2 separate regions of the Homo sapiens genome follow, and region 2 is linked to region 1. Evidence: read pairs that join two places in POLR2A ChIA-PET (ENCODE). Cell type or tissue: HCT116. All regions are shown on one strand. Each heading gives the region's core, and the rest is flanking DNA. Links, peaks and the distances in the headings are about the cores only.

Evidence for each region. Peaks named below come from ENCODE experiments on the same cell type or tissue, not always from the same donor. Only the 100,000 strongest peaks of a DNase experiment are listed, where the experiment ranks them.
Region 2: POLR2A ChIA-PET joins it to region 1 with 5 read pairs; 4 of 35 experiments call an interaction of 5 or more read pairs at or near these places.

The regions. Positions count from the first base shown.
Region 1 is chr12:65,639,106-65,649,425 of GRCh38, forward strand. It overlaps MSRB3-AS1 (MSRB3 antisense RNA 1), which reads right to left and starts at 3,267. Exons shown (of 4, transcript NR_120431.1): 1 at 2,934-3,267. It also overlaps the pseudogene PCNPP3. In HCT116, for the core only: no CTCF peak of the experiment used is centred there; a DNase peak (open chromatin) is centred at 3,460; H3K27ac peaks cover 4,777 bases.
Region 2 is chr12:65,832,437-65,842,756 of GRCh38, forward strand. HMGA2 (high mobility group AT-hook 2) reads left to right here. Exons shown (of 5, transcript NM_003483.6): 3 at 6,083-6,133. Among named protein-coding and RNA genes, the nearest start is that of HMGA2, 13 kb to the left of the region's middle. In HCT116, for the core only: no CTCF peak of the experiment used is centred there; a DNase peak (open chromatin) is centred at 4,145; H3K27ac peaks cover 5,000 bases.

The DNA.
Region 1 (10,320 bases), core at 2,874-7,873:
ACAGACAAAACCCCTCAGACACCGAGTTAAAGAAGGAAGCGGTTTATTTGTCCCGGAGCACTGTCAAGATTCCTGTCTCAAGAGCCGAGCTCCCCAAGTGAGCAATTCCTGTCCCTTTTAAGGGCTCACAACTCTAAGGGGGTCCACTTGAGAGGGTTGTGATCGATTGAGCAAGCAGGAGGTACGTGACTGGGGGCTGCATGCACCAGTAATTAGAACAGAACAGAATAGGACACGGATTTTCACAGTGCTTTTCTATACAATGTATGTAATCTATAGATAACATAACCGATTAGGTCAGGGGTCGATCTTTAACTACAGGGCCCAGGGTGTGGCGCCATGCTATCTGCTTGTGGATTTCATTTCTGCCTTTTAGTTTTTACTTCTCTTTCTTTGGAGGCAGAAATTGGACATAAGACAATATGAAGGGTGGTCTCCTCCCTTACAAGTGCGTTGCTATAAAAAAGGGCCATGGGAACTCGCTACTGCGGTCTCAGAAAGCTAAGGGAAGGCATCTTGGGTCAGAAGATGATTGAGAAAACACATCAAGAAAGGACCTTCTATATAAAGCATGACTCTTTCTTCTTCGCCCCCATCCTAATCCTATCCCTATACCAACATATGCTTTCTCTCGCTCTCTCTGACACACACACACACACACACACACACACACACACACACACACATACACCACTGCTGCTAACATGTTCTTACATGCCTGAGGTTGCTGGCTTTTGCTGTTCATGCAAACATCTTTAGAAAACAAGGTTAAAGTGTCTAGATCTAGGACTGAACTAACAGGGCTCATGTTTCTGTCTCCATCTTGAGAGCAAGAACATGTACTCCATGTCTTTTTTCTCTCTCTCACAGCACCTATTACTAGATACCATATGCTCTGCACGTACTTGGCACTCCATAAATGCTTGCTGAATGGCTGACTTTCCCCGTCTCCCCCATCCTTTCCTTCCCACCCCAACAGCATGACTTTAAAGATCTGCTGCAGAGCTGTGGGGCGAGGTTTAAGATCCGTTTTGACAAATAACCCTTATGGGTGTTTAAAGCCAAAAGATCGAATATTTAAAGCAGAAATATGAGCTGTGACTTCATGGGTGTTCTGTGAAGAGATGCATAAAGCTGTACAAATAGATAGCCTTTCAGACAGGACATAACAGACCCAGCTTTGTGCATTTGCAAATATACAGAGGAGAAGAGCCCAAACTTCATTTTCAACCCTACATTTCCTTCTGAAATCAGTTTAAATAGGAGAGTGAAGGTAGTTAAATCCTCTATCGTTTTAAAAGGAGATCTTACGAATACTTTTGGCTTTAAAAGCTTATGTCACTGATTCATAATGTAAGAGGTGACATTAAAACTATCCTCCACCCTCTCACCACCATCACCACCCCCAGACAGGAAAATGCAGGCAAAAATGAGACTGGATTCCCTGGGAGTGGTGGGAGCAAATTGATTGCTATTTAAAAAAAAAAAAAGAAAAAAGCGGGGGTGGTGCTTTTAGACTCCCAGGCATGAGATCTTGGTGCTGGAAAGTGTTAAAGGACTAAAGCAAGGATCTAGAGTCAGCAGTTGGTTGAAGGAACACAGCAGGATGCAAGCACATGATGGCTCTGGTGGATGACTTCATGAGGGTGTAGAGCGTAGAACAGAAGAGAGAATTAGTCCCAAGAGAGAAGTCAGCATGCTCTGAGCAGGCCTATTGCTCCATTGGTCGCACTTTCTCTAAAGGATGTCCAGAGTTCCCTGGCTGCTTAGGTTAATACAGCAGAAACAAGAGCACACCCTGCCGCTTCTCTAGCTCCAGCTCTGACCATCCTGTGTTCTCTTAAAGCAGCTGACTTGAAGAAAAAGTGAATGTCTTGAGCCCTTGGCTCTTACACCTATTCTACGAGCTAGAAGTGATTTCGGCAAGTGGAATCAGCTTGATACATATCACTTTTGTTTTAAGTACAACTACATTAAATGGAGCTATGTTTGTCCAGTGGCTGAAGAGGTTACCTGGAGCTAAGGGTTTGTAGAATAGTTGCACTCAAATATATTCAAGTACCTAGCAATAAAAATTAAATTGACCTTAAGAACTCTTGGTTATATTACTAATTTGTACATGCCTAAGATCAGAAGTGTGTCCTGTTTCCAATTCATCCTTTGTTTCCATTTCGTGTAGATATAAAACAGATCAGTAACTCTGGATTCTATAGAAAACATATTTGTCTAAGGTTATTGACCAGATAACAGAAATTTGGATAAACACACAATGCCTTGGTTTTCTTGATAATGTGTTACGTTTACAGAGAACCTTCTCATTCTCTTCTCATGTGACTCTCAAAAATCTCTAGAATGGGAATTATTATGACTCGATTTTACAGAGGAGGAAATAATAGAAACTCAGAGAATTTTATTCAATTGTTCATTTGTGCCACCCTATTCTTTGGGACCCAATTTTGTTCTGGGCAATAGAAATGTAGAGATGAAAAAAAAAATAAGCATGGCCTGTAGAAGTTCACCATCTATTATGTAGAACACATAGGTAAACAAAACATAGGCATGTGATCAGTATTAGGTTAGGCAGATGGACTAGATACAATGATGGAAAATGGAAAGAATCACCAAATTTGCCTGGCTGTGAGTGAGTAGTCTTCTCAAAGCTGGAAACCCTAGAGGTAGGATTGTTGTTGTTTTTTTTTTTGAGATGGAGTCTCAGTCTGTCGCCCAGGCTGGAGTGCGGTGGCGCAATCAAGGTAGATCTTAATAAGAAAGAATTTGCTAGAAAGACAAAGCATAAGGTGGAGGAGCAGCAAGAGGTAAGGCACAGAAGCACGGAACTGTGTGATCAGTTCAAGGAATAACAAGCAGTTCAGCATGGTTGTAAAGTAGAGAAGGAAGGAAAATGAGAGTGTTTGCTTTAGGAATAAGTTCACCTGTGATGATCAAGGAGGTTCTGGGTTGGTGAAATGAAGTCTTCAGGAACTTGGAGTTGTTCGGTCTTGTTTCAACACACATGGCCTCTATTTCCAAGATCTCTTCATACCTCCAAATGGCTGCTCTAGATTCACTCACCATATCCATATTCAGCGCAGCAGGAAGGGGGAAGGGAAAAAAAAAGGAAAAAAGACACGCACCAGCTGTCTTTTAAGATTTACAGGAGCTGCTGCAAGACACTTCTGCCTACAGCTCCTTGGCCAGAGCTGGTCACATCGTCACACCGCCTGCTGAGGACTTTCAATAGACTCTGTTATGATGATCAATGAGCTCAGTTAAAAATGTGTGGTTATATTAATAAAGAAAAATGAGAGTATGAAATTTGAGGACAACTACAAGTATCTGCCACTGAGTGAAAAGAGGAAACTGATCATAAAGGATTACAAAGATCATTGAATTAACTATGAATCATTGCTTTGAAGCTCCAACTTTGCCCTCTGGCCAATGGGGAGTCACTGAAGGGTTTTGATGGAGGACTTTGGATGACCACATTTCCATTTATCATTAGGATTGATGACAGACTGTAGAGGGTAAGATTGGAGACAGAGAGACCAGTTAGGAGACTGTTATGTTGATCTTGGTGAAAGATGATGGAGGTCTCAACTAAATAGCAGTAGAGAGATGGGGCAAAGGAAAGAAAAGGCAAAACACCAAGATCGTTACTTACCATGCTAGGTAAGTAGTAAGGGGCAGAATTTGAACCCCAATCTTTAATGCAAGTCCATGTACCATGAGATTCATGTGTTTTTTAAAAAATGTTTTAATTGACAAATAAAAATTGTATATATTATGGTGTACAGCATGATGTCTTAAAATATGTATACATTGTGTAATATCTAAATCAAGCTAATTAACATATGCGTGACCTCACAAACTTATTTTTTATGGTGAGAACATTTTACTACTACATTTACATCTACTGTCTTAGCAATTTTCAAGTATACGTTATTATTAACTATTATCACCAAGTTGTACAATAGGTCTCTTGAACTTATTCCTCTTGTCTAACTGAAATTGTATATCCTTTGACGAACATCTCCCCAATTCCAACTGCCCCCATCCAGCCTCTGGTAACCACCATTCTACTCTTTACTTCTATGAGATCAACTTTTTTCACATATAAGTGAAATCATGTAGTATTTGTCTTTCTGTTCCTGGCCTATTTCACTTAACATAATGTCCACCAGGTTTACTCATGTTGTGCAAATAACAGGATTTTCTTCTTTTTAAAGGCTGAAGAGTGTCCCATTGTGTATATATTCCACACTTACTTTATCCATTTTTTCCACTGAAGGGCACTTAGATGGATTCCATGCCTTGGCTATTGTGAATAATGCTGCAGTGGACATGGGAGTGCAGATATCTCTTTGACATACTGATTTTATTTTATTTGGATACACACCCAGTAGTGGGATTGCTGGATCATATGGTAATTCTATTTTTAGTTTTTTGAGGAAACTTCATACTGTTTTTCATAATGGCCATACTAATTAATAGTCTTACCACAAGTGTGCAAGAGTTCCCCTTCTCTACCTCTTGCCAATACTTATTATCATTCGTCTTTTTGATAATAGTCATTCTAACAGTTGTGTGGAGATGAGACTCATGTTTCTTAATCAACATTATAGTAAGCTGGATTTCAAACTACCACAAGCACTTTGCATCTATGTCATGTTGTGGAAATCAGATTTACCATGGTCCAGACCCAGGAACTAAAGAGTCCAAAAGCAAGACAACATTTGTGACACGATAACATTTTGAGATATTTTGTATTTTCTCTGCCTGCATTCAAGCAGATAGAAGACCCTGGGCTCCCTTGTCTTATGGGAGGTCTGAGACAGGACTTCCTGGGTTTTATTCCTAAAAGCCTAAGCACATGCCAGAGGAGAGAGTTTGAAGAGAGAAAGATTTTATCCAGGCTAGGAAGACAGTTTTCTTTTTCTTTTTCTTTGCAAGACAATTTTATTACTTGTAACAAGTAAGGAGAACACAAGAGATAGTTCCCAAAGCAGTGTCTGTCTGAGCAAAGGGCTGGGTCAGGTTTTATAAGCATAGGGTAATGAGGCATGATCTGACTGGATCTTGCAATGAGGTGATGCCAGAAGCATGACCTGACTGGATCCTGCCATGGGGTGATGCCAGAGCTCAAACTGATTGGATCCTGGATCCTGCCATGTGAATCCACCTTTTTTTTTTTTTTTGAGTTTGAGTTTGAATTTGACAAATTTATTGGTATTTTGGTAAAGACATTCATCTCAGTCGTTTCTCTCTCCCAGCTTGACCTTAGGTTAATATTTCATTTGGGTCAAGAAAAGAATATGTAGGAGAGCTATGTTGCTTTAACAAGAAAATGGACAAAAATGGATAGTTTGCCTCATTAAAGTAAGTTAAATTCATGCATCTTGATATAATGAAATCATATAAGAACTAAGAGTTCTATATATATTTCCATTGTTTTACTAGGGGCCTATTCTAAACTTAAATGCTAGTGAACAAAGTGTTAGGAATATACACAGGCTGCTTCTCTAGAGTTATTACCGATTAAAAGAGCTCAGCAAGCAGTTACCACCAATAAAACAGTCTGAAGCTGCCTCCAAATACAATACTGTAGGAGTTTTCAAGGAAATTTTTATACTGTATGTTTCTTTTGTCTGTGACAATGCTTTTAAAGATGTGCTTGTTACTTTTTTTTTAAAGTTCATATACAATACAAAAATACAAAAACAAACACCCTACAATACACAAATCTAACAAGGTATATGTGGTAAGATTCCAAAAAATGTTTGAAGATGCATTTCCTTTCCTTCTATTTCAGTATCTAAAATGTGCTTTTTGAGAGGCCATTGGTCAATATGTATACATTTAAAATAAACCATATAATTTTACTAGTAAGAAAGCCAGTAGTTAAGTTCAATTCAAATTGGATTTCATATTAAATCCTTAGACAAAGTTACAGAAAGTGCATCTTCTTGTTTTCCATCTTCATACAATGTTAAATTTTTTTTTGGTGTTTATACCTTGTAAAAAATAAAAACAGCCAAATACTTAAGCAATATGTACATTTAAATTTTTGGTGGTGGCTTGTATTTTAAAAAACCGCCTCCTTATGATTTGTGTCAAGTTCTGGTGAAAATGCTTACAGGAACTAGCTAATAAACAAAAAACAAGAGAAGCAAATTGAAAATACTGATTTACTTTTGTAGCAAATGGTTTTTCTTTGAGGACTAATGAAGATAGACAAGACCCATTAAGGTGAAGTGGGCTATTTCAAATATTCAACAGTTTACATTTTTAAAAAATTCTTTTAAGAGCTACGCGTCTGTATCCACTGACAGCAATGCAATACCTAATTTATGATGATTTGAAACAAAACAAATGCCTATAAGGAAAAAAAGCTATATTTTAATTTTATCTAAATTTACTTTCAGTCAATAGTTCAGTAGCATTTTCCTCCCAATACAATACTCCTCTCTATAAGGCTGTTCCTGGGAGCCAGACAAGTTTAGGTAATAAGGGAGTTAAGAGAGTAAGTGCTTGCAGTTTTAAACAAACAATAACTTTTTGTTTCCCTCTTAATGTGCTAATAGTTGTGTCTAAAAAAAAATGCAATTCTTAAAAAGATACCATTTCTGATTTATTTATTATCTGTAACCTTTGGAAACTAATCACATGAAACTACAAAATTAGCAAATGTCTTGAAATCTGTAGACAAAACATAAATTACCTCTAATTTCAAACTCTCATTTATTAGTGTACCACTCAATCTTTTAAAAAAATGAAAAAGAAAAAAAAAGCGGCTCCAAAGATAGTCTTATACCATTCTTTAAAAAGAGAAACTGTTCCTTTTAACTTTACACCCATCCCACACCCCAATTTCAAAACATCATTTAATTGTCTTGGTCATGGACATTTCCAAGATGAGATTTTATATTTTGCCCCCATAGTTTCTGGTTATCAGAAAACCCATGCTTTCCTTTATTGAAGGAGTTCGGTCCAGCTGATGTTGGTGTATCCATCTTCATCTTCATTAAGAGCTGCTGCTACTGAAAATTTTTGGAGCCAAGAGTTGGAACAGTTTCTTTAGGCTTACTTGATCCAAGTTTGATGGATATGGCTGACGCTTTCTTTGTCGTCTACCTAACGCAAATCCAAAGTTGGAGATCTTTGTAGGCTTTGTTGGGAGGTCTGCAGCTTCTTCACTGATCGCTTCTCAGAGCTGCGACTGGAACTTTCCCCTCCATTACTGGAAGAAACAGTTTTAGCTTTCACAGGTTTTTCTGCTTCTTCCTCAGGTCCTCCGGTAGCTCCAGCTCGCTGCGACTTTTCAGGCTGCTTCTCTCCCCTCTTCTCGGCCGCCATTTTCCCCACCACGGCCTCCCTGGTATCCACTTCTTAATTCAGTCCAATAATAAAAAAAAGAAAGAAAGAAAGAAAGAAAAAAACCTACAAAACAATTTCAAAATGAGGATCTTATATTCCACTAAATGATATTTACTAAAAGTTTAAAATACAGACATTTTCAATTTATAGAAAGACACAGAGTTTAACTCCCAAGTACCTTTATTGAACAACATCAGTAGAAAAGAAGGTGTTTATTACTTGGTGTTTAACAGAAAATACATTTATTATATGTTTAAAATTTCACATAGATGAAATATTTCTATAGCTTTCTCCTTTGTTTTTATAAACTTCTTATAAAACATATCTTTCAAAATAAACAGGATAACTTTATGTATTTATATGTTTCAGAAAAATATATAAAATGTGGGAAATAAGTGGCATTCAATATATGTTATTACATGGATATATGAGTAAAACAAAATGGTACTCTACTATATTATATACAAATAATGCATTTTGCTTTTTTTGAAAAATAAAGGATTATGATCTTGGAAATCTTTTTCCATAAGTAAATAGAGAAATACACCATTTATTTTAGATGTCCATGATGATTGAATTCATAGATATATAGTAGTTGCCTTTCTGCAGTTTTAGTTACCCACGGTCAACCACAGTCTGAAAATATTAAATGGACAATTTCAGGAAAAAAAAAAATCAGTCCACTAGCCTCCCTCTATGCACTTAGGTTTTGCCTGTGGTTGCATACCTGGTTCATCTGGGCCATACTCAGGTCATGTGACCTTTAACCTGGCCAAGCTCATCTCTTCAGCAGCCGCACAGCATAGTGAGCTAACCAACTGCGGTCAGCGTTTAATTGGGGATGAAGCTTGATCTTATAGAGGTGCTCTGCTTTTAGAACATCTCTAAGGCGCCTTTTCCTGGCTCCCTTTCAGGAACACGCATGCTCGCAGAAGCCATTACAATCCCGTCGTGCAGCAGCCTGTGCTATTGACCAGCCTAGAAGTCATTTTTCGACTCAAGGGGAGAAGGGTGGGTTTCTGCTCTTTCCTTGCACCATCTGAAGGACACGGCAGAAGATAAAGGAAAATGGCCATGAGATGCTCCAGCGGAGCTGGGTCCAAGGCCTGGCGCTCACCAAAGATTGCACTACTCTCAGCATGGTACAGGAAGACAACTGATGGGACAATGCAAGCTGGGACAATCTCCAACCCAAAGGGTATCTCAGAAAACAGCACTAGGTGAGACCACAGCACAACCCCAGTCAACCTTTAAATCAGAAAAGGAGCTGGAGGATGCAATTCATTGATGTATAGAAAGTTTTAAAAAGTAAAAACTGAAATACAGAAAACAAAGTTTGCAATGTGTAAGAAATAAAGGACTGAAATTTGTACCTACAACTCAGCCCAGTAGTGGAATCCTGTTTGACAACGAGGTTTTCTTTGCCTCAGGGAAGCATAGGGAAGCTATGGGGGAAGCAAGAGGAGCTCTAGAATGTGTTTTGTGACTGTCCCCTTTCCTTAATTTTGGTTCTGTGCGGAAACAAACACAGACTAAGTCTATGTATAGCCATATCCGCTATTCACTTGTAAATGTTCCAAATAATTCAGGTAGCCTCTCAGAAGACACTCCAGCATCACTTAGCTGGATATTTCAGGGCAACTCATGTCATGTTTGGAAATATCCAGATAATATTCTAGTTGTCATCTAGTTTTTTCCTTCACCAAAAAAATGCTCAGCTGGACGTGGTGGCTCACGCCTACAATCCCAGCACTTTGAGAAGCCGAGATGGGAGGATTGTTTGAGCCCATAAGTTTGAGACCAGCCTGGGCAATATAGTGAGACTTCATCTCTACAAAAAATTTAATAATTATCTCAGCATAGTGGTGCTTGCCTGTAGTCCCAGCTACTCGGGAGGCTGAGGCGGGAACATGGCTTGAGCCCAGGAAGTCAAGGCTGCAGTGAGCTGTAAAGGTGCCACTGCACTCCAGCCTGGGCAACAGAGTGAGGTCCTGTCTCAAAAAAAAAAAAAAAAAGAAAAAGAGAGAGAGAGAAAAGAAAAGAAGTGCTCAAATTAGAATCTCTGTATATACAGTATTTATCTAAACATTCTCATATATGTAAAATTCCAGGGATATTGACATCATACAGAACAAGCATACTTTGCAAAACCAGCATGCTTCTTCTATTTAAAGCAATATCCCCTGGGTGTGACCTGAGCTTGTAAAACAAGTTCATTATATTTCCTTTCTGGAGACAACATGTCAAACCTTAAATATGGCTACTAATCAGAAGTTTAATTAAAAAACTTCAGCCGTACGATGAAGGAAGTTATATTCACCAGGGTTGAGAATAAATGGTAATGTTTTCAAAGTCTGAGAAAAACCTATATTACTTGCCTTACTCATCTACTTTGCTTACTACAAGCCCCTTTTATCTTATTTTCATATTATTTAATTTTCTCCCTGCCTGAAAGTAGCTTTAGTCTGTCTGAAAAAATATTATAATCCAAAAAATGGCAAGGAGAATTCAACAACAACAAAAATAATCAAAGCCATTCATGGTTCATGTGCCCAGATGAAGTTGTATTTATGGAACAGTCTTTTTTTCTAGAAGTCCAATGTGTAAATTAAGTTGCACCAAGGCAAGTCAAATTATTCCCTGGCCGTTTGTAGTATGCAATGTTTTATGTGACTTTTTACCCTCTTATTCAATGAAACAATACGTACTTGTATAGCAGCCAGACGAAGCAGTGAGTCACAGTCATCTAAGAGATGCCAAGTACTGTACCTCCTTGAGGAAACACACTCACCATGTGTAATGAGGACTCTCTGGATTTCCTGAAGTGATTCAACATAAATTGAATTCAACATTGAACTGAATAACCATAGATGTTGACAATCACAAGATCGGATGTACTAGAGTACCACTTGTCTTTGTGTAACTCCCACTCATTTATTACCAGTT
Region 2 (10,320 bases), core at 1,157-6,156, 190 kb after region 1:
AAGTTCTCAACAGATCATTTTGCTAAGGAGATAGAATATACCAGATTGGTATTCTATTGCATTTCAGTTCTTTCTTGAGAATAGATGGGTGCTGAAGAGGATTTTATGTCAGTTAAATCATTCAAACATGTCTTGTCTTGTTAGTTGACTTTCTGCAGTTTACAGAGCAGAAGGCACAAAGTGGAAACTGAATTAATTTCACTGATTCTGAAGGTTTTAGTTATGAATCTTTGTTCTGCCAACCAAGAGAAAAGGGGAAATAGAGAACTGTTATTTGTTAGGGCATTGCATTATTTCATATTGTTTTAATACACTGAGCAATTTTGAATGGCATATTCTATTTAAATTAGGGAAGAGTAGTGCAGGCATTCTCTTTTGTCTAGGATCATGTTTGCTCAGAAGGTAACTCCTGTGATCAATAGCAATGATCTCTTGTATCATTGCTATTGATTTTTATGATTACAAAGAAGTAGAGAGAAGATTTGGAGGAGAAGAATCTTAAACTTTGAAAATGATAACTTTGCCTGTCATTTGGCTTTGGTTTTAATTTAGTGTTTGTATACATGAAGATAAGCATGTGCAAAATAAGGACACCAGAGTTGACAGTAAAGGCTAACTTGGGTAATAGGCAGGAACTACAATGGGTGATGGAAATTACTTATATTTTCTATTGGAAAATATATTGTGATAGCAAATTGTAATGTCTCTTCAAGGCTAAAAGTGTTGCATGTAAAATTAGGAAACTTACAGAACTGGATTATCAAAAAGGTAAAATGAGAATTTCCTCAGTACTTAGTGGGATTGATTCGTAGAGTTGATTTTGATATCAGTGTACATTGATTTATACTGTTTATATTTTTAAAAATAGCAACTGAAGGAAATAAAATGTGCTTTCTAGGCTTTGGATAGTGGGCTTCATGCAAATCAAGATACATGCAAACAAGACAGGGCACCATCACACCCAAATATTTTTCTAGTTTTTTTTTTTTTTGGTACAGATGCACTGATGGATTTGCAGTGGGGGATTTCTGGCTATATCACAGTACATAAAAAAAATGATGAGAGAACTTGTAATAGCAAAAAATTAATAGCCACCTAAACCTGACCCTGAAGTCAGAATTGAATTATTCTTAGTTTCCAACCTCTGCTCTTGTCCATGTGTTTATAGGAAACTTGGAAATACATTACTTTTAACTAATTTGATTTTCACCCTAGAAGGTTATCTTTTATTTTTTAAATTTTTGAATGGCAGTTTTATTTTATATGGGAATAGCTCTCCAAAGAACAGACACTTCACTGCATTGAAATCAGATTGGGTCTCAGTTCTACTACCTGTGAACATGGGCAGGTTGCTTAATCTCCCATTTGTAAAACGGGAAGTAACACCTGCCCTGCCCTACTGAAGTAAGATAATGCTTGGAAAGTCACTTTGGAAACTAAGAAAATTGGTAAGTATTATATTTGTGGGTAGCATTTTAAAATAAGGGGAGGGAAAAGAAATTACATTTGACTAAGTGCTAAATGCCATAGCTTTTGTCAGGCACTTTATATATATGTTAGCTCCTTTAATCCTCTGATTTAGGCATTGTGGTCTTCATTCCACAAATGAGAAAACTGTGATTCAAAGATGTAAACAGGACATATCTGATATTCAACTCTGGTAAATGGTAGCACCTGGGTTTGAATTCACTTTAATTCTAAAGCTTATACTCTTTCCACTACCATGTGCTGAATGTTCTGTAAAATATTTGTTACAAGGTAGATTTCTGTTATCTCCAGTAACCTGAAATGCAGGTTGGAAATTACGCTTTGGGAAACCTTTGAAGGGCCACTCCAAAGGTTATAAAGGGATTGGAAATGTATGCCTTCTGCGACTGATACCCACAAGACTTCTGGTTCCCAAATAATATCATGGGGCTATGTCTTTGGGAATTGTAACACATCCAGAAGTTTTCTTCTTTGCTAAATGAGAGGGCTAGGTGAAATTATCTCTAGTTTTACTGAACTCTAGAATTCTGATGATAAGAGGGAAATAAGACACACATATAAACACTTTTCCTTCCTTTCCTCTTGCCCTCCCTCCCTCCCTTCTTCCTCCTTCCTTTTTTTCCTTCCTTCCTTCTTTCCTTCCCTCCCTCACTCCCTCCCTTCCTCCCTTCCTCCCTCCCTCCCTCCGTTCCTCCCTGCCTCTCTCTTTGCCTCCCTCCTTCCCTTCCTTCAACAAGTATATAGTGAACACCTCCTGTACACGAGGCACTAGTGCTAAGCACTGTTTTCAAGCTCAAGAGATGTATTTGCTAGTGAATTTCTTTCCTAATTAGTTTTTAAAATATGCAGTACATTGAAGAGCCTGGAGTACAGAACTTCTTAGAGAAAGAAATAATTATATTTCCCATTTAACATTTCTCCTAATCTTCATGGACTTGCTTCTAAATATATCATAAAATTAAGTGTACAGTTTTGAATCTGAAGTTTAAAACATAAAAATATTAATGAGGGCAAACAAGGGAGAAATGACACTTTTAATGAGATATGATTGTTGTAAATATTCGCATAATAGTGCTGGTAACAGTCTGAAATTTCAGTTCTTACCAATGAGAATTCCGACCATATCTCCCTTTTCTCTCTTGATGTGAGCAATAAATAGTGAGAATTAGTTATGCCTCTGTTATACATGGGTTTGTAGTATAAAGCCAAATTCTATTCTGGCAAAGGAAAACCAAATATACACTTCTACAGTATTGCATATGTTAAAACAAAACAAGCCTCCTGAATGTTTTGTTTGTCTTTTTTGAAAAATAATATCCTGAAGAGCATTAAACACAGGAAAACAATATTAAAGCTGATGTTTTCCAATATGTAAAAATCCTGGATCTAAGCTGGTTTACAAACTAAAACCCTAACTTGTTTTGCAGCCTTTGTGGAGTTTGATTAGAATGATTAAATAATGTGGGTTTTAAAGAACAATGAAAACCTCCCAGATTGACGCCACACAGCACAGCTAATGTGTTTCTTCTAGATGTAGTCTCAGAAGAGGGTTTCAGTTTACATGTAACACTGGCCTGAACGACCAAGGAGCAAGTTTGCTTTTAACAAGTCCGAGTGATAATCGTGATATTTTGCCCTTTAGTTAATGGTGCAAATTTTATTTCTCAATAGGCTTTTTGTAAATGAGATGCTCATTTAAAAGTCATCTTATTTGCAGGGCTTTTTCTGTTTTTGAGAGATTTGCTTTCTCTGATTTTGAAATACAGTGAAACTCTTTCAGAAAAAAAACCTCTCTCTTCAATAGATTTTAGATACACCCAGATCACATCATGGCCCCTGAAACATAACAACCGTGCAGAAAAAGCCTGGTGTAGCACTGTTAACTTCTAAGGTCAATAGGCTCCTTCTCCCACCCTGACTTCACACCCCCTTTTCAATAAAAAGGATTTCTATTTTCCATGTTTGTGTAATTTACTACTGGGTTAACTGTGCAATCTTACAGTTGCTTCCAAAGATTAAGTCAGATGCTGCTTCTGTGCTAGAGAACTCCACACTCATGTATAACTCACTATGCAATAGCCAAAGGGATCCTTAAAAGCCTCATTCTAAAGGTGACAGATGGGTGTGAAGGAATACTTGCATTGACCAAGGCTTCTGTGAGAGGAAACTAACTTGAAGAAAAACTCCCTTTCTGGGAGGCAGAGGCGGGCGGATTACGAGGTCAGGAGATCGAGACCATCCTGGCTAACATGGTGAAACCCCGTCTCTACTAAAAATACAAAAAATTAGCCGGGTGTGGTGGCAGGCGCCTGTAGTCCCAGCTACTTGAGAGGCTGAGGCAGGAGAATGGAGTGAACCCGGGAGGCGCAGCTTGCAGTGAGCAGAGACCGCGTCACTGCACTCCAGCCTGGGCGACAGAGCGAGACTCCGTCTCAAAAAGAAAAAAAAAAAAAAAGAAAAACTCCCTTTAAGGGTTCCATCTAGTTAGGAGTGAAAGAACACTTATGGAGCACCTCATGGGAGGCAGGAACTTCTAAGTACTTCTAGGAATGATGTCTCACAGGAGGAGTCATCTCCATTGCACGGATGAAACCAAATTGAGGTCTTCAAGGACCTGCCCAAAGTCATAAAGCTAAAATGGAAGAGCAGGAATTGGAATCTAAGCGTTCCAAGGTAGAGTCTGTGATCTTCTCAGGGCACCTCCCTCTCCATGAGGCAATGCTCTGAAGAGGGTATTATTTACTTGACACTCTGGGCTTTCGCTAAATTCATGCCCTTGGGACTGAAGGTAAGACAATGCCACTAACCTCTGACAACAAATGATTCCTTTGTGGAGCCATTCAAAAGTGATAATAAACAATGATTCAGAGTGTCCAAATCAGATGGTTAGATAGAACCCCTAAAGGCTACCAGGTTTTCTTTTGTCCTGGGAAATTAACTGAATCAGTGACAATTTTAGTTTCCTAAAGTATTTTTTTATGGTAGCAAATGCTTGTATACTACCGGGTAGTAGCATTGTTAAGAGGCTAGGAGCACAGTCTTTACAGTTAGACAAAACTGGGTTCAAATCCCAGGTCTGCCACTTACCTGCTTTGTTTGTGACCTTGAGCCAGTTGTATACCTAACCTATCTAAGACTTAGTTGTTCATCTACAAAATAAGAGGAATAATAATACCCACTTTATAAGGCTGCTGTAAGGATTAACGTAACACATGTGACTGACAATCGAGTGCCTGGGATATTTTAAATGCTCAATATTTGTGAGTTAACATTACAGTCATATAGAGTTTGCGTTAATTCATGGGACCTGTTGGATAGTAATGCCAGATCAGGGAGATACTATTTGGTGAGAAATGTTGTGGCTTATTTTATCTCTCATCTACCTGTCTGTCTATCTGCCTATCCATCTATCTGTTTGTCAACTATCATGTAAAGCTATTTGTTTTTACCAGGCAGATTGAAGAGAAAAAGAGGAAAGTTTCATTTGGCAGTGTAGACAGTCAATATCACTGTACCAAGTACCCCCACCGGCTGCTAACTCAGATAACAAAAGTAAAATGTGGAACAAGGTATCCTGGTTCAAGTTACCTGTATTTGTGTGTTAATATAGCCATGGATGATTCTTATACATGAAACAATATGTACTAAGTTTTCTTTATCCTAAAAAGCAGGAACACGTTTTTATAGATGTATGTGATATGTGTGTGTATTGGTGTGTTGTTGTGTATGAAGATTGGACTAGGGCTGACAAAAACGGAAAAACTAATTGCTTTATAAATAATGTTAACAACTGTGATATCAGAAAAATCTTCTGTGAAGTAAAGCAATGAAATAAACTCTCAAGATAGAAATGTATTCATGTTAAGTGTGGGATTATGGTTAATAAAGTACATTTTTAATTAATCATTATTTCTAGGCACATATAGTTTTAATCACTGGGACAAACTGATGATTTCTGCCTGCTTTTTTTTCCTCTGCTTTAGGTGAACTGATTGACAGGTGATTGTTTCAGGCAAGGAACATTAAATTAAACATGTAGAAGTGTGCAAATATTTGTTATTTTGAATTAGAATGCTTGTGTATTCTTTTTCACATTTATACTTGCTTTTGACTACCAATATAGGTAGAAGAGCTTTGTAAATTGTAAAGTAATATGTCAATATTAATTTTTGCAACTTTAGTTGTGACATGGAAAGAATCTTGATCATCTTAAGAAATATTAATTTTCTAAAATACTAACTTATGTAGTTACAGAATGTGGGGATAATGTTTTTAATATGGACAGAAATAAAAGCAAAATAGCTTTTGAAAAAGCATTTTCATGTATTTCAGAAGAGATCACTACAGGGGGTGTCTTTTAGGGCGAGGGGTTGCATAGATACCTCTTTACATCATGCAATGAAGAAGAATCTACTCAGAAATGTGGAAAAAGATTAACCTTAGAGGAGACGAAGTTTGTTAAAAAAAACAAAAAAAAAAAAACCGATACGTCATCTGCAAAGCAGAACATTCTTACTTCAAATGTGTCCCTTGGTGCAGTACTTATAAACAATGTCAGGTAGAAAACTATAATGACTTCCTTTTTCATTTGCAGAAAGCAGAAGCCACTGGAGAAAAACGGCCAAGAGGCAGACCTAGGAAATGGGTGAGTAATAAGATATAATTTTTCTTCTTTTTTTTAAAGAAAAATTTCTGTTGTATTAAATGAGAAAAGTTTTATTTCGTCGATTACATGAATTTCCAACTTCTGGTTTGATGAATCTTTGAAAGGGTTAAGTCAAGAGACAAATTATCATCACTTCCTACCACTAGGCTCCAGGTGTTTACGTAGAACACTTTTCTTTCCTGAAGGTGGACTCATTTTTCTATCTCTTATCAACATCAAAAGAGGCTCCACTCTTCCTTCAAATAGGGTAACAATGAGATGATTTGTTCAGTAGATTGAGTAACTAAAGTTAAAGGGTATTATGAAGCCTTGGAAGTTGATTACAAATGGTGTTAAAATTCATACACAATGTGTATGTGATAACTTTTTAACGTTTTTCTTTTTTCTTTTTCTTTCTTTTTCTTTTTCTTTTTTTTTTTTGGTTTTCTCCATGGCTTTTGTTTGGACACATCTCATTTTCTAGATGGTTTGTGTTTTCTTTTTCACATGGCTTTGTTAGGAAGCAAGGGTTTATTTTGAGTTTTTCTTGCTTCCCTTAGTAGTCATTCTCCACATGCAAACATTAGAGATAGCTGTATCCATACAAGTGCACCTGATCCTATAGGCACACAGATCCTGTATCTTTTGAGGCCAGAAATTCAGTGGTCACTGAAGAGCTTTGCTAATTTTACTGCTTGAACTTTGTTCCCTTGTTTGCTGTGTTACCCATGTTCTTCTGGTCTGTCTTTCCCACTGACGGAGAAAAGAAGTCCTAAAAATGAATGAAATCGTTTCTCAAGAAGGATGAGGGCATCCTTTATACCCAGTGTTGCATATGATGGGTTCTTTGGCTTTGCTTTTTCCTCTTCCTCAATTCTTTCTTCATGCTTCAAATTTTAAAAAGATTTTTTTTTTCTGTTATGCTGGATTATATGTTCCTGTTTGCCATTCCTTTCTCCTCTAGAGTTCTGCATCACTTTCTATTTATACTTTGGTATTGCCTTTCTTTTAATTTATTCATCTTATATTTTTCCTCTGCTCAACATGTGTTGGGATTAGATTTCTTAGCATAAGGAAATGGGATGATCTTTAGATGAAAAACATCTCAGTGTTAAAATGTGACCTTAAAGTAAGGATATTTCATTCAACCTTCTGTTCATTAAATTAGTTCTCTCCAAACCTACTTATCAAGTGGTGATCATCTAGCGTGCTTGATTACCTTTAAAGTTAGGGAACTTGCTACCTCTCAAGGCTGCCTCTTTCTTCTAGGAAAGCTCTGCACATTAGAAAATTGTTCCATCTGACTACCTGTAACTTCCGTCCACTGTCTCTAGGTCATCCTTCTGGGAATATATAGAGTAATTGTTTTCACTTTCACTCATGATAGCCCTGCAAACGGTTGAGGGCAATTAACACATACTGTTTGTATGTATCTGTGTTTGTATGTAACACATACTCCAGTTTTCTCATTTTTTCCCCATAAAGGAACATTCTTGTTATTCTTTTCTGAACATGTTTGTTCGTTAATCTTTTGAAAGATGTCACCTAGAACTAAATATCATATTTCAAGTGTGGGTTCCATAAACAGTGGGTTTATCACCTTCCTTGTTGTACATATGGTTCCAGTTATCGATTGCTGCATAGTTAACCACTCTAAAACTTAATAGTGTAAAAAAACTATTTTATTATGCATATGGATTCTTTGGGTCAAGGATAGGCAGGGTAGAGCAGAAAGTCTTGTCTCTGCTCCATGATGTCTGGGGCCTCCACTGGGAAGACTCAAGCATCAGGGGATGACTTTAATACTTGGGATCCAGAATCTGGAGCTGTTTCACTTACAAATCTGGTGCTTTATCAAGATTGGCTGGAAATCTGGGCGGATCTGGGAGTGCGTGCACTGGATCACCCATACATGGCCTCCCCAGGATAATCAGGCTTCTTACATGCACTCAGGACTACCTCTGGGAATTTTCTGGTAACTGAGGAGGAAGCTGCAAGGCCTTTTTTGCCTTAGACTCGGAAGTCAAAAACTGCTGCTTCCATTATACTCTAATGAGCACATTGTTGACTAAGTTGATACTGGCATACATATCAAATAGAGATCTGCTGTTTTCTAAGCATCAGAACTCTGAAAGGACATCCCATACCATTGAACTAATTAATAAGAAAGACGTGTATAATCTTTCTAATAGGCAACATAATAGAAAATAGATGAGTTCTTTGAAGCCATGGGATTAATGTGGCTAAAATGAAATTAAATTGCAAGCGAATACAGTGGCAGTTAACCAGCAAACTAACCTCCATCATATGGGGCCTCTTAACTCTCTCAGCCTTTCATCTCCTCTGCCCTTGGGCTGTCCTATAATGGTCACCAATTCACCTCCATAGGTTAGAGTCCTGTCTTCTCCGAACCTTCCTATGGCTCCACATCTGGCCAGCTAGTTAATTACAGCCTGCCCTAGTACTTCGAAGTCATTCAGTTTACATCTACCTTTCTTTACAGTTTTCTTTCTCACCACACATCCTTAAACAGTTGATGATTCAGCCAAGCAGGAGTAAACTATAGAGCAATTAAAGGATATATATGTTTTTTTTCTTAACGGATTCTTGCTAATTTAGGGGGGATCTGGATTTCAGGCATCAGATCTTCCTGCTGGGTAAGAAGCACATGTGAGGCCCCCACCACAGAAATCCTTGCCTTTCTGAGAATAGCTGGGCCATTTTCTTTGACTCTCCTGGTTTCTAATTTTTACTGGCTGTGAGAATGGAAAATATTATGTGGTGAATTGTTACAAGTCCCTGATTTGGTCCCCAAAGAAGAGTTGTTCTACTGAGAAGAGGAAATAAAAGGAAATTGTATATTTTTTCTAGACAGTGTGTTTCCTCTTTGCTTGTATATCTTCTGTTGGGTAGAGTATGCAGCCAGTCACAGCAAGGCATTCCGTTCAATGGCATTCTTTGCTGGAAAGCTTGTGCTGAAGAAATAAATCATTGCGTTTTCCATAGGAAATGGGCTTATACTTTATAGCAAGTTCAATTCTTTCCAACAGTGTCATTCACCGATTTCCTTGAGTTAGAGATATATTTTTGAACCGACTGGATTCATTAGGTATATGGGTTAGAAGCCAAATTGTTCCCCTTTTATTCTTGTGGGATATTTTGCTTTGTTTTAAAGTTCTTGTGCTTCTAAAACTTGTTCCAGTAGATATTATAGATTCATGTAAGAGGCCTGGGAAAAGATACCTACCGAGGAATCCTCTGATCTGATGTAATTGGGATCCATATGGGTAGGTGTGGGAGAGAAACTTGCATCAGTCTTGCTTTCAGAGGGGATGAAGCATTGGCCAATTCAGTGATCTAACGAGTGTGTTAACTAGATTTGCTTAAGAACACTTCTATTGTTTACTTTAATTCCCTTCATCTTTTTTTTTTTTTATCCCCCTAGTTTGAACTGGATTTCAGATCTATTGTTTTTATGAGGTGGTCTGATTTTCATGTGTGTGCGTGTGTGTGTAGAAGAGGCTAGAGGTAAATTGGGTCTCTTTTTTTCCTGGCTTTTTATAGTTAAGAGCTCAGGCTCTGGATTCAGATGGCTTGGGTTCAAATTCTGGTCCGTCACTTAGCTAACTGGAGTCTTAAGAAAATCACATGACCTTTAAAGGTCCAGTTTCCTCATCTGCAAAAGGTATATTTCTCATAGAGTTGTAAGGATTAAATGAGATAATGCATGCAAAGGGCTTAATAAAGAGCATGGCACATAGGTAGTGCTCAGTAAATGTTGGAAATTATGATTAATTTCACTGTACACTTTCATTTTGACATTAGCTGTAGGCTAAACCTTAATTACTTACAGCCACCAGTAGTTACACATAGAATGAAGTAACAGAGTTATATGTCAGACTAACCAAGTACCCTTGACAGTATCATTATGTCCTCAATATATTTATGCTGAATATTAATCAAGTTTAAGAACTGCTTATAAATAATACTAAAGAACATTTTAATTCTCTTTGCTATTAAGGAGGAGTTTTACATTGCAGCTTAGAAGCCTTTCTTCCAATAGCAGAGATTTGGTGTCATGTGGTGTTCATCAGTTTGAAAAGAAGTATTTCTGCTGTTTGCCTCAAGATGTACATACAGAGATGTGCTGATTCTCAGAACTTCTATAGAATTCCATTAGCCAGTCC